Linked DNA regions of Homo sapiens: region 2 is linked to region 1. The links are chromatin contacts, found by Hi-C or POLR2A ChIA-PET in ENCODE. All regions are on one chromosome and are shown on one strand. Each heading gives the region's core, a stretch centred on a gene start or an enhancer-like site at or near the end of the contact. The rest is flanking DNA. Distances are from core to core; before and after follow the strand shown.

What was found. Hi-C counts contacts between places; a loop is a spot of excess contacts on that map. ChIA-PET counts read pairs that join two places held with the same protein, here RNA polymerase II (POLR2A). Pooled maps may share reads with other maps.
Region 2: a map of IMR-90 shows a loop between it and region 1 (2.5-fold over the local background). The contact joins two enhancer-like sites. A Hi-C loop is called at or near these places in 1 of 168 maps with a recorded cell type or tissue (IMR-90) and 4 of 50 pooled maps. POLR2A ChIA-PET finds 5 or more read pairs at or near these places in 3 of 52 experiments (activated CD4-positive, alpha-beta T cell, activated CD8-positive, alpha-beta memory T cell and naive thymus-derived CD4-positive, alpha-beta T cell).

Annotation. Positions count from the first base shown.
Region 1 is chr9:131,437,710-131,443,179 of GRCh38, forward strand. PRRC2B (proline rich coiled-coil 2B) reads left to right here. Exons shown (of 32, transcript NM_013318.4): 5 at 1,280-1,352. Among named protein-coding and RNA genes, the nearest start is that of SNORD62A, 45 kb to the right of the region's middle. RefSeq lists an enhancer at 1-316. Within about 2 kb of position 3,907, at least 3 of the 41 ENCODE cell types and tissues checked have a DNase peak (open chromatin) inside an H3K27ac peak, as active enhancers do.
Region 2 is chr9:131,176,089-131,181,553 of GRCh38, forward strand. It overlaps NUP214 (nucleoporin 214), which reads left to right. Exons shown (of 36, transcript NM_005085.4): 24 at 2,223-2,322. Among named protein-coding and RNA genes, the nearest start is that of NUP214, 53 kb to the left of the region's middle. Within about 2 kb of position 3,928, at least 2 of the 41 ENCODE cell types and tissues checked have a DNase peak (open chromatin) inside an H3K27ac peak, as active enhancers do.

The DNA of each region.
Region 1 (5,470 bases), core at 2,657-5,156:
AATTAAAGACAAGAAAAGAGGTCTATAATCATGCAAGATGCCCTTTTCCTTGGCCTAAATCCACTGGGACCCATAGGCTAGTCAGAGTATTTAGAGTTGAGTTCCTTTCTGCTTCCCAGAATTTGAAAGAAAAGGAGTGAGGTGATAGAGCTGAGAGATCAGATTTGCCTCTGAAGCCTGTTCAAGATGTATGTGCTCAGACCCCACCACTGGGGCCTGTGGGTGAGGTCCTGGGCATCTATTTGAATGAATTGCTGAAGGGGAGCACTATGCCAAGGAAGGGGAACCCATCCTGGCACTGGCACAGGGGTCACCTTATCCAGTGCTCAGTGCTTCTTTGCTGCTACCTGGTTTTCTCTCATATGTGAGGGGCAGGTAAGAAGAAGTGCCCAGTGTTGTGCGAGTTTTAGAACATCTACCAGTAAGTGGGGAAGTTTCACAAAGCAGCAGCTTTGTTTTGTGTATTTTCACCTTCAGTTAGAAGAGGAAGGCTGTGAGATGAATGTTAGTTGAGTGGAAAAGACGGGTGAGCTTAGTGGTTAGAGACTCGAAAGGGCACTGGACATAGGCAGGCTGGAGACTGGTCCTGGTCCTGCTGTTCTGCATCTGACTCAGTCACTCTTCTCTGAGCCTCAGTGGGGGATGTGACTAGAGCCTTCTCAGGGGGTGGTGAGCATTCAGTCAGGCTGGGTGTGCTTCGCATAATGCTGACCCTGGCGAGTTTTCAGCAGAGGTGACCTCCTAGGGTTCTCAGGAGGGGAGCTGTGCCTTGTAGAGTCACGGTCACTACAGAAAGTGCTGCAGCCAGCCCACCCAGATCAAGATCTGGCATGTTGGCCTTCTTTGTTCACGTTCCTCATTAGCAGCTGCGCAGTTTTAAAGACACATGCCGGAACTGGGCCTTAGTCTTTGTCGCTGGAGCAAAATAAAGTAGCTCTCTGTGGACACGGGAGGTTCCAGAGCACCGAATGGAGAGAAACAGGTTTGGGTCCTGGCTTTGCTGTGTCACTGTCTGTGTGACTTGAAGCTGGTCACTCCCCAAATCCTGCTCCTTGTCTGTAGAGTGGGCCTGGCATTTTCTCGTCCCTGGGACCGCTGTGTGGAGTGTGCGTTACAGGGAAGGTTCAGGGCTTTGCTGCTGCTCAGAAAGTGGTGGTGGATGGATCCGTATAGGGTTTGAATCTAAGGTGCTGGCCTCTCAGCACCTTGTTGTAATAGGCTGTTATTGTACAGTGGAATAAGGGAGCTGGCCCTCTTCTGATTCTCTTCCTTCTTTCAGAATACAAATTCAGTGCCAGGTGGACCAAAGTCATGGGCACAGCTGAATGGAAAGCCAGTAGGACACGAAGGTGGTAAGTGCGCACGTGTGTGTGTTGTTTGGGGACGCTGGGGAGAGGGAGGTGAATGCCTTTTCCAGAATGTCTGGTTGGGTCTAGGCACCCAGAAGCTTTGAGGACTCTCTTCCACAAAGAGGTACCGTCTATGGAGCCCTTGCCTGTGCACAGCGGGCGCTGACTCTGTAGAGGTGCCAGCTCTTTGGTTTCTTTGGATGTGTGCTCTTGCTGAGACAGAGGAGTGCTGACTGGGCTGTGCTGCTGGTGATTTTTGATGATAGCTTGAATGTTTCTAGCATACTGTGCTTCAGACCAAACTAGGCAGCAGCTCTGAGTGGGAAGGAGAGTGGTCGTGGTGTGGGCAGACGATTCAAAGGAATGTACTGGGGAAAGCCCACAATTCACTTTCTCCTGTAAAGCAGCACTGGCTGCCCTTTATTACCCTTTGCCACCATCCTGATATCGCCTTCTGCTTCCTGCACTACCCCTGCCAGCCAAGGCTTCACCAGACTTGGTCTTTAGTAGCCTGTATTAGAAAACCAGCTGCACATCCTTCGTTACCTGAACCTCACCCCCAGCCTGCCATGCCTAGGAGGTCCTGCCCCTTATGGGTTGAAATCCCTGTGCTCAAAGGCTCTTCCCTCAGTCTCCAACGGGAAATGACCGATCAATGTGCCAATTGGATTTCAGTGCCCCAGCTTCTCCCAAGGGGCTGAGGGTACAGATCGAGTGCCAGCAGGAGTGCAGTGGCACAATTATAGCCCATTGCAGCCTCGATCTCCCGGGCTCAAGCAATCCTCCCACCTCAGCTTCCTGAGTAGCTGGGACTACAGGTGTGTACCACGACATCTGGCTGATTTTTTTTTTTTTTCTTTCCATTCTGAGTAGAGACAAGATTTCACTATGTTGCCCAGGCTGATCTCAAACTCCTAGGCTCAAGAGATCCTCCCACTTCAGCCTCCCAAGTAGCTGGGGCTGGGATCACAGGCGCATGCACCACCACGCCTGGCTTATTGATTAATTGATTGACTGAGTGATTGATTGGTTGCGACGAGATCTCACTATGTTGCTCAGGCTGGTCTCCAACTCCTGGGCTCAAATGATCCTCCTACCTTGGCCTCCCAGAGTGCTGGGATTACAGACGTAAGCCACCGTGCCTGACCTCAAAAGGGTCTTTGAAGATGCTTTATGAAGAGCATTCACTGGACTTGTAACTGGTTCTTTGGCTTTCCATATCTTATATTTCTGTAAGGTTAGAATTTTTTGTTTTGTTTTTGTTTTTTTTGAGACAGAGTCTTGCTTTGTCACACAGGCTGGAGTGCAGTGGCACAATAGCTCACTGCAACCTCCATAAGGTTAGAATTTTTAAAAATAGATAGAATATATTAATTTTTATTTAAAAAGAACTACAAAAATTAAAAGAAAAACTTCTGTATAAATTGGCCCAACTCCTATGGAAGCCAGTTTGGCGCTGCCTGGCAAAATAATAACACATAATACCCTTTGACCTAGCAAGTGCACCCTGAGGAAATTGCTCTACAAATTATACTCGCCCGTGTGTGAAATGACTTGCGCATAAGATTATTCACTGCAACATTATAATAGCAAAAGATTGCAAACAGTCCCTTGAAATGCCTGTAAAATTATGGTACTTTAATGAAATGTGATTTGGCTATAAAGAAAAAAAGCAGAAGTTTTCTATTGATTTGGCAAGATCTTCAGGTGAAAAAAAGTACAGAATGGTATGTATAGTATCTTAACCATTTGTGTAAAAAATGGGGGTGAGGGCTGGACACCTGTAATCCCAGGACTTTGGGAGGCTGAGGCAGAAGGATTGCTTGAGTCCGGTAGTTCGAGACCAGCCTGGGCAACATGGTGAAACCCTGTCTCTACAAGAAATACAAAAAATCAGCCAAGTGTGGTGGCAGACACCTGTAGTCCCAGCTACTTGGGAGGCTTGAGGCAGGAGAATCACCTGAGCACCAGAGGTGGAGGCTGCAGTGAGCTGTGGTCACACTCCTGTACACCAACCTGGGTGACAGAGCAAGACCCTATCTTAAAGGACAAAACAGAAAAATGGGAGTGAGAAAAAATACACTTCTAAAAAATGTTGTATATGCATGTTTTAAAAGCCACCCATCTGTATACTGATGTATATGTGTTTAAAAATCTCCAGAAGGTAACAGAAAACTGCCAGTTTTTTTGAGGGAGTCAGAAGGGGGCAAATGGGCATAGGGGTGAGAGGAAGGCTTCTGTGTCTACCTTTACATGGTGTTCACTTCTGAACCATGTCACTGTGTTACCTATAAAAAATGTAGGTAATGTAACTGTATCACAATAAAGCTTGATGGAGAAAATAATTTTAAACTGGACGTGGTGGCACACACCTGTTATCCCAGCTACTTGGAAGGCCAAGGTGAGAGGATTGGTTGAGCCCAGGAGTTTAAGTCCAGCCTGAAAAACATAGCAAGACCCTTTCTCTACACAAAATTTAAAAAAACAAAGAAAATAATTGCAGGCAGAAACCTGCCAGCCCACAGAATCGACACACTGGGCAGGGTGGGGGCCAAGTGTAAAAGTCAGTTTCAGTTCCCCCTCTCGTGCTAGAGTCATGCATCTGTGACACTGTCAGGAGTGTGGGGATTTGAGGGTGTTGCCCACAAGTGTTTTCATGACTCTTTGGAATTCAAAAGGACTTTTCCTGAATTGATAGACTCAGTTGATAGGTCACCTGAAACAGACCCAGGAGACCTGATTGCATGTTTGGGCAGAGGTCAGAGGCTCAGATACCAGCTGCTGCCCCACCAGTGGCTCAGCCTGTGACCTCGGAAGAAGCCCCCTGACTTTCCTGCCTCAGTTTCTCATGGCAGAGAACAGATGGCAGGTGAACATCATAAAACATTGGGACCTTATGAATACTGGTATTTTGGTGTGAGATTTTTTTTTTTCCTACCCTTTATCCTTATTAAGATTAATTCATGCTTACAATAATATATTCATGATTCTCGAAGCAGAAGAAAGAGATGGAACAGCAATGTTGGACAGGTGCTGGTTTTTTTCCTAATTTCAAATCTACCTTTTTTTTTGTTTGTTTGTTTGTTTTTTTTTAGGCAGGGTTTCATTCTGTTGCCCAGGCTGGAGTGCAGTAGTGCAGTTTTGGCTCACTATAGCTTCAGTCTTCTGGGCTCAAGCAATCTTCCCGCCTCAGCCTCCCAAGTAGATGGGACTACAGGCATGCACCACCATGCCCGGCTAATTTTTGTGATTTTTGTAGAGATGGGGTTTCATCATGTTGTCCAGGCTGGTGATACTGTATTTTAAAAATACAGTTTTTATTTGATTCTTGCCAGTGACCTTCTACCATAATGAAGCGACTCTGAGTCAGAGCCCCCTTCACAGAGCACTGGAGCTCCTTCATGACACTTAGAGTCCATCTCTGGCTGGTCATTGGTGAATGGTGTCCAGTCTTACCGTCAGGTTTATTTGACCCTGGACCTTTTTACTAAGGGAGTGGCAAGCGAATTGCTGCCACGTGCTTGTGTGGTGATCCAGCCGCGCCTTTCCGGCACAGTCGGCTTTAGTGAACAGGCCCGTGGATCAGTGGTGCTAAGAATAATTTAAACTACTTAGGGGAAGATTTGGGTTTAGCTGTATAGGGAACAAGGCATTCCACAGGGGGCCATTTGTTGTGTGGTGTCGCCACTGTTCCTAGATTGCTCCTGTCTGGAGTGTGCTGCATATTCCAGATCAAAAGACGTGCCATTTTTAATCTGTTCATCCAAAAATGGTGGCAGAACCTCTGTGCTAAGTTTTCTGTGTAAGGGAACAACATTAGGAAAGGCTTCTTCTCTAAAGCAGGTTGTAATGTCAAGGAATGAATGAAAGAATGAAGAAATAAACTGTTCCCAGGATTATAAGAGTGAAATGTTTGGCCTTGTAGGGCTCAAGGAACTTAGTACAAAATGCGGAAGGACAGGTGAATGAGGAGTTACTCATGTGTATAAATCTAATTTCCACCTGATCTTACCACATTTGATGGTAGAAAGCAGCATTTGTTTATTTTATTTTATTTATTTTATTTTATTTTATTTTATTATTTTTTTTTTTTGAGACGGAATCTCGCTCTGTTGCCCAGG
Region 2 (5,465 bases), core at 2,678-5,177, 260 kb before region 1:
GGGAGGATCACTTGAGGCCAGGAGTTTGAGACCACCCTAGGCAACATAGTGAGACCTCATCTCTAAAACAAAACAAACACAAACAAACAAAAAGAATGACCATTTTGTGTTTGAGTAATCTGAAGTTCAGAGAGGTGAAGGTTATCCCACCAATAAGTAGCAGAACCCAGACTCTAACCCTCTGCTCTTTTTCAGTTGAGCATTTTTTCTTCTCCAACTATATCTTGCATGAAGCTTTTTTTTTTTTTCTTTTGAGACAGGGTCTCACTGTGTTGCCTAGGCTGAAGGACACTGGTGCGATCACGGCTCGCTGCAGCCTCCGTGATCTCCCGAACCCAGGTGACCTTCCCACCTCAGCCTCCTGGATAGCTAGGACTACAGGCATGCACCACTACACCAGGCAAATATTTAAAAAATTTTTGTAGAGACAGGATTTCACCATGTTATCCAAGCTGGTCTCAAACTCCTGGGCTCAAGTGATCCACCCGCCTCTACCTCCCAAAGTGCTGGGATTATAGGCATGAGCCACTGCTCCTGACCAAAGCTTTTTTTTTAACATTGTAAAATTTAACTTTTACAGAAGGAAGCGCTAATAAGTCAGTTAGCACTTAACATTTCGTCAGTGGCTTGTCATTATCCCAAACTTTCTACTACTTTCTACGTTAATGTACATTGTACATTAGGATTTTACAGTCTGCGTAGTTGGTCTCAAGGACTTCAGTTATCACTAGTTATCAGTTTTATAAGCTAGTAGTTCTCAACTAGAGGCTGCCCCCACTTCCCTGTCCTCCACCCCTGAAACAGTTGGCAGTGTTGCTGGCATTTAGTGGGTAGAGGCCAGGAATGCTGCAAAAAAAAAATCTTTAAAATGCATAAGACACCCCCACAACAAAGGGTTATCTAGCCCCAAAATGTCAGTAGTGCCAGGGTCAAGAAACAGATATAAGCCAAATATTTTCATTTTAGCTGAGTAAAATTATTTTTTAGATGTATCACTGCTTACAACACTTATCAATTTAGAGTTTTTTTTAAAGACTAAAAAGACATAATAGTTTGATTTAGGAAAAAAGAACTAACATTAAACAGTGATAAGTCAAAAGATTGTAAAGAAAAATTCAAATATTAAAACCTTTATTAAGACATCTAACATATATATTGAAGAACAAAACAAAGATAACTTTTGAGGTACCTTTGGGCTTTCTAAAAATAGAATTCTTTGATCTCTTTAAATATTACTTGGACCAGGTAGAATCTTGCCATTGTGCTGAACAGGCCTGAAATCAAGTTGATCAAGTCAATGATCTGTAAAACGTTAAAATCTATTAGGATTGAGGATTGTTCCACTCAGCAGAAGGTGGTGTGATCTGTATTATCATGTTGGATGCAAAAATTTCTAAGGTATAGGCACCTTTGAATATGAAATATGAAAGATGTGCAGTCGTGGGCAAGATGTTCTGGTCACTTCTTTGAAAGAGGGAATAAAAGAGAATTAACTACAGGTCTGTCATTCTGCTTGTGATAACCACTTTCACCTTGGCCAGTGATGCAGTTAGTAATGAGCCACAAGCTTTGCTCAGGCTTCCTTAATTGCTAATTATAGAATGTCATTAAGTCTTTTGGGATACAATTTACAATTATAAGACGAAAGCTGATGAGGAGGTGTCAGATATATGCCTCTTAGTCTCTTCTCCCATTATTGTCCAAGCTCCATTTTCCACATTTTATTCATTATGCCTTTCTGTCTCACTAGGCCATGAGTTTCTTTAGAGAAGAAACTATAGATACATTTTGTATTCGCAGCCCCTAACACAGAGCCTGGCACATAATAAGCCCATGTTAAAGAAAGACAGTGAATGAGTGGCAGAAATCCTGAGTCTAGATGCTGTTAATCCTCTAGCTCAAGCTGCCCTTTTCCAGGACAGACCAGCAGTGTGGCAGGTGTCTCAGCTCTGTGTAGAAAAGCTGGCCAGAGAATTCTTTTCCCCTACTCTAGTACATTCGATTCAGTTACAGGAAGCCTTGTTCCATCACCTGTGTTAATGGAGTAGGCCAGGTGTTCCTTTGAACACAATGCTGCAAGAACTACCTAGAGTAGATTTCCTTCACATGATAAGGCTCTAATCTGCTTGGGCTCATGTCTTGGTTTTTCATTTATATGTGGCTAGAACTTTTTATCCTTTGCTGGAATTAATATGGTGTTCTCTCTTCTCTGTTTAAATTAGCTGTAAACACTTTGACTGAATCAACGTTGAAGAATGTCCCTCAAGTGGTAAATGTGCAGGAATTGAAGAATAACCCTGCAACCCCTTCTACAGCCATGGGGTATGTTCTGACTGCAGTGTGTTTCAGCCCCTGGCTGCTTCTGTAGTAGCGGTGGACTGCCTGCAGGGAGCAGCAGTGCCACTGTCACAGTCTGGTTTTCCTGCACCGCCTTAGGTTATAAGGGGGGTGGCGGCTAAGCCTGCCTACACAATGCATTTTCAGGAGACTGTCCTTTTTAACTGGCCGGTGACAGTTGCCTCACAAACTTTTAAAGTTTGTCTTGATGCTGTATGCTCAGTTTCTGTTTGCCATGTGTAAGTCTCTGTGTGGTACACATTAGGTGTGCAGGTTGATTTTTTTTTTTTTTTTAATGCCCTAGGGGTTCCAGAGTTGATGCTTTGGGTCTCATGCAGACTTGATTCTGGAAACTGTAATCTCAAGGGTGACACTCTCCTCCCTCACTTCCCTTCTCCAGGCATTTCTGTTCTTCCCATTTCTTTTGCTTTTGTATAAAAGACAGCACCTCTGTTTGGAGACTTTAGCTTCTCTGCCATGCCATGTTTGAGGGCTGGATTGTTGCTGGTGGAGCTCACTTGTTTTTTTGGTGGTGGTGGTGGTTTTGTTGTTGTTGTTGTTGTTGTTTTTTGTTTTTTGTTTTTTCTTAGACAAGGTCTCACTCTTGCCCAGACTGGAGTGCAGAGTGCAGTACGATCATGGCACACTGTAGCCTTAACCTTCTGGGCCCAAGCCATGCTCCCATATCTGCCTCCCAAGTAGCTGCTGGGACTACAGGCACATGACACCACACCCAGCTAATTTTTTAATTTTTTGTAGAGATGGAGTTTTTGCCATGTCACCCCAGGCTGGTCTCAAATTTCTGGGCTCAAGTGATCCTCTCACCTCATCCTCACAAAGTGCTGTGATTATAGGCAGGAGCCACTGTGCCCAGCCTAGCTCATTTGTCTTTAGTCCTCATCTGTGTTCGGAATTCAGGGTGCTGACTCCCTCCCGCTGCCCTGGGCAGGTTCGCAGAACATGCCTGTGCCCTGCTTTGCCCTGCATATTTTGTGACTGTGATCCCTTTAGACCAACCACCATCCCCTGTGGCAAAGGGAAGAGTTGAGGGACATTTCCTCACTTGGAACATGGGGATCTTGAGGACTAGTATCAGATTTCAGGGAGTTAGTGTCTGGTACCCATGATTAGTCTAGCAGCAAGAAGGGCAGCCATAGACCTTGTGGTTCTCCACAGCGTGCCCACCCTCTGCCATTGCACAGAGCAGATCTGCCCACGGTTCTGTTTTCCCTCTCTCAAGTGGCCCTGCCTCACTGGTCCGCTGGCCTCTTTTTTTCCATGTTGTTCTGTTTATCAACACTGCTTGTTTGAGGAATTTTTAGTTATCTCAGGGCCATACTAACAGCCAAAAAACAAGCCTTCTCTATTACTATTTTGTAGTGACCTCGGAGCCTTGGTATGCTGTTTAGACCAAGATGGTATTTGTGGTTGTTGCAAGCTTTTCAAGGGAAAGAACTATGCATTAGAGTTTGGGAATTGTAGCCAGATTCCCAGCATAGGGAAGGCAAGGCAGAATGTTACATAAGATGGGAAAACTCAGCATATGGTACAGGAAGTATTGTCTAGTGTTTCTGAGATATATTAGGTGCTAACCATGTATGAGAAGCACCTTTTGGAGATTCCACTTCTCCTTTTCTCAAGCTTCATTTCCCTAAATGGTTCATCTGAGCTGATCTTTGATGAAGGGTTTGTTCAAGGAGTAATTTTGAGTCTACTCTTTCTGACAAAAAATCTCAGACAACTTAAGAAATCTTGAAGAAACTTTCTGTTCCATTCTCCACAGAATTAGACTCTGGTATAATTATTTCATGTGTATGCCCAGCATGGTGCCTGAAATGTAGAAGCATTCCTTTCAATAATCATTTATTGAATAATAGGTAAACTCTACTCCAAACATAAATTGAAAAGTGAAAATTGGTGTTTACTGCCACCCCTCCCCAGGAAAGATCGAGAGAATATGTTCATTGTAAAATGACTTGCTTTCAGATTCTTTTATGTTTTATTTTTAAAATTATTTTCAGCCAGCTCTCGTGGAACAGATTCTTTTAAACAGTAGTTTCCTAAGTGTATTTTAAGTATTTAATTTTGCAGTTAGCTTTTTCTCAGTGGTATCTACAGAAGATTCATCATAGGATGAGCTTACATATTTCTGCCATTGGTGTACTTTATGTTCATTGGCCTCATCCATTCAGTTCGTTGGAAGAGTGTTTATCTGGCGCCAACCCACAGCTATTCAAATTCCTTTGCAGTGCTCCATCGCTTGATTCAGCAGATTCTTACACAGCGTCTGCTGTGAGCATGATACTGCCCTGGGTACTAGAGATAGGGTAGTTGAATAAGACAAACCAAACAAGAAGACAGCCGGGAAACTGCCAATTACACAAACACTTATTTTGGTGTGCATTCATTCATTTATTCATTCTTTCAACAAATACTTAATGAGCATTTGTTGTATGCCACACAGTATTCTTAGGAGCTGGAGATAAACTACCTGTTTTGTTGTTAACAAAATAGACCAAAAAAACTAACAGACTGATTGTTTGGAGAGACAAACAATAATCAAAATAAATAAGTAAAATATGTAATATATTAGATGGTGATATGGTGTGATGGAGAAAATTAAAGCGGGGGAAAGGTTAGAGAGTATTGTCTGAACATGGGTTATAATTTTAAATAGGGTGGCCAGGGAAGGCCTTCTCAGGAAGGTGACCTTTGAATGAAGAGAGAAAGGCCACACAGCAGGTCTCATTAATATCTCGGAAGAAAGCTCCAAGCACAGGGCCTGTAGCAGGAGCGTGTCTACAAGTTGAAGAGCGAGTCAGGGGGGACCTCTGGTGACGAGAGTAGAGGGAACAAGAGGAAGAATGCTGGGGGAGTAGGTCAGGAAAGACTGTTGGTGGACAGTGTCTGTTTGAGTCCCTGCTTTCAGTTCTTTTGGGTATGTATGTAGGAGTGGAATCGCTGGATTACATAGCTCAAACTGGTTTACAGAGGTGCTGCACCATTTTTCATTCCCAACAGCAATGTATGGGGGTTCCAGCTTCTCCACATCCTCACCAACACTCATTATTGACTATCTTTTTGGTTATAGTCATCCTAGTGGTATAAAATGGTATCTCACACTATCA